Linked DNA regions of Homo sapiens: region 2 is linked to region 1. Evidence: read pairs that join two places in POLR2A ChIA-PET (ENCODE). Cell type or tissue: MCF 10A. All regions are shown on one strand. Each heading gives the region's core, and the rest is flanking DNA. Links, peaks and the distances in the headings are about the cores only. Region 1 overlaps STX6 (syntaxin 6). Region 2 has its middle 8.5 kb from the start of KIAA1614-AS1.

Region 1 (2,911 bases), core at 116-2,615:
ATTCAGAGGGCAGGCACAGCAAAGCGTTTGATGCATACTACCACGTTGTCCTCCAGAATATTCCCCCTTGCCCCTCAAAGTGTTTGAGGGACCCAATTCCCTTGATTCCAGTACTGGGATTTTCATTAAAAAAATCTTTACTAATCTCCGGGTGAAAATATCATATTTAAATCTTGTAGTCTTCATCTTTGTATTCAGTAAGGATGTACTCAGTGTTTGTTGAGTGAACCCATTTTGATTGTTTAGTTCTGTAGTTTTTTTCCTCCCTTGTTGGCAAGTTTTTAGAATTAGCCTCCTTTTAGAATTTGCACCTTCTAATCAGACAAACCCTGAAGAAAACCATGTAACTGAGCATGTGGAGACAGAGTATAAGTGAGCCACTCCTGTGGATAAAAGGTACAAATACCATGGCTCTTTGCTATTTTATTGCTGTGGAGGTTTTGTGTGTCTGATGAGGATAGTTTTTTGTTTGTTTGTTTGTTTGTTTTTTTGAGACGGAGTCTCACTCTGTTGCCCAGGCTGGAGTGCAGTGGCGCGATCTCGGCTCACTGCAAGCTCCGCCTCCCGGGTTCACGCCATTCTCCTGCCTCAGCCTCCTGAGTAGCTGGGACTACAGGTGCCCGCCACCACGCCCAGCTAATTTTTTTTTTTTTGTATTTTCAGTAGATACGGGGTTTCACTGTGTTAGCCAGGATGGTCTCGATCTCCTGACCTCGTGATCCTCCCACCTCGGCCTCCCAAAGTGCTGGGATTACAGGCATGAGCCACTGCGCCCAGCCGAGGATGGTTTTTTTGTTTGTTTGTTTGTTTTTGAGACAGAGTCTCATTCTGTCACCCAGGCTGGAGTGCAGTGGCGCGTCTTGGCTCACTGCAACCTCCGCCTCCCGGGTTCAAGCACTTCTCCCTGCCTCTGCCTCCCGAGTAGCCCGCCATCACGCCCGGATAGTTTTTGTATTTTTAGTAGAGACAGGGTTTCACTGTGTTTACCAGGCTGGTCTTGAACTCCTGACCTCAGGTGATCTGCCCGCCTCGGCCTCCCAAAGTGCTTGGATTACAGGCATGAGCCACCGCACCCAGCATGATAACAGTTTTATTTCCAGGTTTTTGGCTGTGGATTGATGTTGAAATAATGACATAAGTAAGCTGATGAGTAAGATGGTATATGTTATGTTGTGTTCTTTAACCTTCTCTGTCTGCATATCTAGCTTTATTAACACTAGATTATGAGCTCCTCGAGGGCATCACGCATTCTATTCACTGTTGAAAAACTGTATTGGTATAGTCACTGTGAAAAAAATAACCCTTGTTTGTTAATTTTGGCCTAGTAAAATTGAATGTAAATCAAATTTAATACTTTCTAAAAAGCAGAATCCAGTGTTTCGTTGTAAGAACAAATTTGCAAGCCTTTATTATAAATTTGAGTGTTTAATATTATTTAGCTCCTTAGTTTGGAGAACACTATGCAGATAAGTGAAAGATATATTGTGTAAGATTTTGCAGTAGAGTTGAGATGCTGTGGAGATTGAAAAAAAAAGAAAGACCCATGCTGGGAATGCTGGTCAATCTGGGCCTTAAAGGAAGTGTCTGCTGAGGTGTAAGGCTCTTCTAGGCTGGGGAAACAACTGAGTGGAAGTCAAGAACCAGGAATGAGAAAGATAAAGATGGGAAGAAGACCTGCCAACTGAAACAGAATTTGTTCAGTGAGAAACCATGCTTGATACTAAAGTCAGCCAGTTTGGGTTAGGAGGAGGAGTGGGAGAGGGTTTGAATACCTGCCTGAGGAGTTTAAATTTAATCTGATTTCTATCATAAATTCTAAATCAGGAGGCAGTTTTTAAACTAGCAGTTACTATTCACTTGCTTATAGTCAGCTTTTAAGGGTTCAAACCCAGATCTTCTGATTCTACAAAGAAAACAGATTTGTGGGCCAGGTGCGATGGCTCATGCCTGTAATCCCAGCACTTTGGGAGGCCAAGGCAGGCGAATCATGAGGTCAGGAATTCGAGACCAGCCTGGCCAACATGGTGAAACCCCATCTCTACCAAAGATACAAAAAATTAGCTGGGTGTGGTGGTGGGCACCTGTAGTCCCAGCTACTTGGGAGGCTGAGGCAGGAGAATTGCTTGAACCCTCTTTTGCAGTGAGCTGAGATCACGCCACTGCACTCCAGCCCTGGTGACAGTGCAAAACTCCCTCTCAAAAAAAAAAAAAAAGATTTGTGTGGAAGTTTTGGAAAAATGCAATTAAATAAGTCTTGGTAATAGAAAGTGTCTTATAATCAGGGTTGGAAGAACTTGAGGCAAGCAGCCAATATGTCTGAGCCCCAAGGTCTCTTATTTATGTTTAAGGAGCACAAACTAGATTATCTTGAAAGTTCTTTCCAGATCTGAAAATTCAGTGATTGGATTTAAGTAGAGGTTGTGCAAGGTAAGGAGGAGGAGGAGTCAAAAATGACTCTTGTCTAGACAAGTGTTGAAACTTGGAAAATGGTGGCACTATTGGCTAAAATGAGGAAGCTAGAAAGGGAAGCAGATTTTTCTATTTTGTTTGTTTTGAATACATTATGTTTTGTAGGGAGGATATGATTAATTTGGTTTTAGGCAAATGGAATGATCCTATAGGCAGCTAAAAATATAGGAATTAAGCCTGGCTGAGTGGTTAGGGTTGGAAGTATAGTGGGGGAGTCATCAGCTTAAGAGGGGTGCTTTGAACTTGTGAATGCTGATGAGCACATAGAGGCCACAAAGAGTACTGAGAAACATTGGGATCCAGTGGAGGAAGAGGAAGGAGAAAACTGGTAGAAAACTAGAACAGCACAATGTCACAGAGACAGAGAAAGTGAGAGTTTCAAGCAAATAGATATAATGGGCCATAGTGTCAAGTGCACCAAAAATGAGGACAAGTTAAATTC
Region 2 (2,911 bases), core at 284-2,783, 53 kb after region 1:
TCTGTGGGGTGAGGGAAGCGTCTGTCTCTGCTGCATGCACACCTGAGTGATTGTAGTGTCTCTGCTGGCGCTTCAGTTCCACCCTGAACATCTGCTGCCAGCCCTTCAGCAGCTGAGTGTACCTCTCCCAGTGATCAGGCACGAGGTTCTCTGCCATCCATGGGGCCCGTGGCTCCTTCTGCTGAGTGACACTGTCATATGTGGTGATAGGGTGCGAGTCCACATACCCAACTGAAATAAATTCAGGGACCCCATGGATGGGATCCGAAACGCCCAGGCGAAAATATCTCAGAGAGTGCGTCCCTGGAAAGGAGGCAAAGAAGGAAGACATGTAGGGTCCCAGATGATCCAGGTCCTTCAACTGCATTCATTTAGCCCCACACGAGTGCTCCCTGCTCAGCTGTACCCAGGCCTCCAGGCCCCAGCTGCCATTTCCTCTTACAGAACCCAGGAACCGGGGCCTGGACAGGACTTTAGAGCTCCAGACCAACGACTTGGAGCCTTTCTCGTTCAGGTTTGCAAATGCAGGATGGAATTTTATAGGTAATCTCAACTCATAAGCAAAGTACAGTGCAAGCTTGTCCAACCCACGGCCCAGGACGTCTTCGAATGCGGCCAACGCAAAATTTGTAAACGTTCTTAAAACATGAGGGTTTTTTTTTTTGTGATTTTTTTTTTAAGCTCATCAGCTATTGTTAGTGTATTTTATGTGTGGCCCATGACAGTTCTTCCAATGTGGCCCAGGAAAGCCAGAAGATTGGACACCCCTGGTAGAGAGTGCTGCTCTGGTTGTAGGGGGAAGGGAGAAGACACAGGGGGAGCTGTCCCTACGGGAGCCCTTGGGAACTCTGAGGTCTTGAAAACCCTGATAATCCAGCCCTCTTGTTTTACCAAAGAAGTCTGTGGGTGGATAAATGAGGACCCCCCACTCCACTTCTGTGTGCACGTGTGAGCACGCACACATAAGCACATGCGCATATACACCAGGTCGGTCAGAGCGAGATCCCTGTTAGGATTCAGGCCTAAGTGGGCAGGTAGCATCTATAGTGTGGAGATGTTGGACAAAGGATGATTCATGTTCTGAGTGGGACCATGTGAGATTTCTTCATGCTACCAAGAACAGTGAGCAATTTAAAACTTATGAATTGTGTATTTCTGGAATTTTCCATTTAAATTTTTGGAACCAGTAGCTGAAACCGTGGAAAGTGACAGCAAGGATAAGGGGCTACTACTGTCCATAAATTGTGGAATGGTTAGATCTAGCTTCCTAACAACTGCATAACCTCACATCATTCGCATAGAGATGATTTTTTTTTTTTTTTTTGAGATGGAGTCTCTCTCTGTCACCCAGACTGGAGTGCAGTGGTACGATCTCAACTCACTGCAACCTCCACCTCCTGGGTTCAAGCAATTCTCATGCCTCAACCTTCCAAGTAGCTGGAACTACAGGCTTGCCCCCCAACACCTGGCTAATTTTTGTATTTTTAGTAGAGACGGGGTTTCACCATGTTGGCCAGGCTGGTCTGGAGCTCCTGGCCTCAAGTGATCCACCCATCTCAGCCCCCCAGAGTGCTGGGATTACAGGCGTGAACCACAGTGACCATCCAGGATGGTCTTCCTTTAATGTCCAACTGCCTGCACCCAACTCCCAGCCTTAAAAAAAAATATGCTTATACTTAAAATAGTGAGGTCTTATTCTTGTGGGGCTCACATTGGTCTGCTGTATGTAAACAGGATGCCATTCTCACCTGTTTATTTGGCAATTAATTAAGGGCTCACGGGGAAACTGTGCTCTCTGGTGTTGAATCCAGAACAGTAAGAGAGTTTTGAGTAGAGGAGAATGATCCCTCAGCCCTGAACAGCATTGCTATGAATCTCATGACGGAAGCCCATGCTTGGTAACCCAGGGTGGAGGTGAAACTCCAAAACAGCTGACTTCTGTAGTTATCATCTTTAAGGGCAGACTCAGAGGGACTTGGGATCATTTAGCTCAGACCCTTATTAACCATGAAAACAATTACAGCTCACCCCAACATACATGGTAGCCATTTGGTGCAATGCATTTTGGACTTGGCCATTAGGAACTGCACCTTCTCTGGGACGACCCTAAGGTACTTACCTGGGGGCAGACTGATGCTAACTTGTCATGCGTCCTCCTCACCACTGGCGACTTGAAGTGTTTTGCCTTTTGCAAACACTGAAGCTCTGAAAGTTATAGTGGCACCTTGGTCAGGTTGTTGCAATCTAGATAAATTTGGGAGTTCTTTATTATATTAAAGTCTCTTTATTAATACAGATTGAGGGGAAGGGGAAGAGGAAGAAAGAAGCAGCTTGGTTTTTCTCTGCCATAAACAAACATGTTGGTGCTGTTTTCCTTCAGACATGCCCTTTGTGCAGAGCTGCCCTTCCCTGGGGCTGTGTGGGCGTTAACTGTGCTTAGACAGCGATTGTTCCAGCTGCCTGCCCTACTGCTTGGGTTTCACATGAACATTTCATGCAGTGCACCTGGTTTGCCAACTGCAGCCAGACTTTGTGCGAAATTGTATTTTACCACTTTTTAAAAGGTTATGAGCTGTCAAACCTGGAGGCCACTTGGTTATTCAGGGGTATGTTTGGACTAAGACCACCCGGGTTTGTTCTTTGCTGACCAAGGCCCTGTTCCCTGGCGTTCGTGGCAACCCAGCACTCCGCTCCAGCCAAGCTTTCTGTCAGCCCTGGGGTGGGACCAAGTTCAGGGTTTTTTCCTGCTCTGCAGAAAGCAGATTTTAGCTGAGATTGTCCTACTGAAAGACAACTGTGACCCTGCAGTTAAAGATGTCTTCATCTTTAGGAAAGTAGAGTATCTTTGCCCTCTCATCTGTGTGGGGCGAGGAGAGGACAGCCAGGTGTCCTGCTAATACGTTTTTGGAAT

What was found. Peaks named below come from ENCODE experiments on the same cell type or tissue, not always from the same donor. Only the 100,000 strongest peaks of a DNase experiment are listed, where the experiment ranks them.
Region 2: POLR2A ChIA-PET joins it to region 1 with 9 read pairs; 12 of 35 experiments call an interaction of 5 or more read pairs at or near these places.

The regions. Positions count from the first base shown.
Region 1 is chr1:181,014,973-181,017,883 of GRCh38, reverse strand. All of the region lies in intron 1 of STX6 (syntaxin 6), which reads left to right. Among named protein-coding and RNA genes, the nearest start is that of STX6, 6.4 kb to the left of the region's middle. In MCF 10A, for the core only: no CTCF peak of the experiment used is centred there; a DNase peak (open chromatin) is centred at 1,103.
Region 2 is chr1:180,961,908-180,964,818 of GRCh38, reverse strand. It overlaps the pseudogene MR1P1. Among named protein-coding and RNA genes, the nearest start is that of KIAA1614-AS1, 8.5 kb to the right of the region's middle. In MCF 10A, for the core only: no CTCF peak of the experiment used is centred there; no DNase peak of the experiment used is centred there.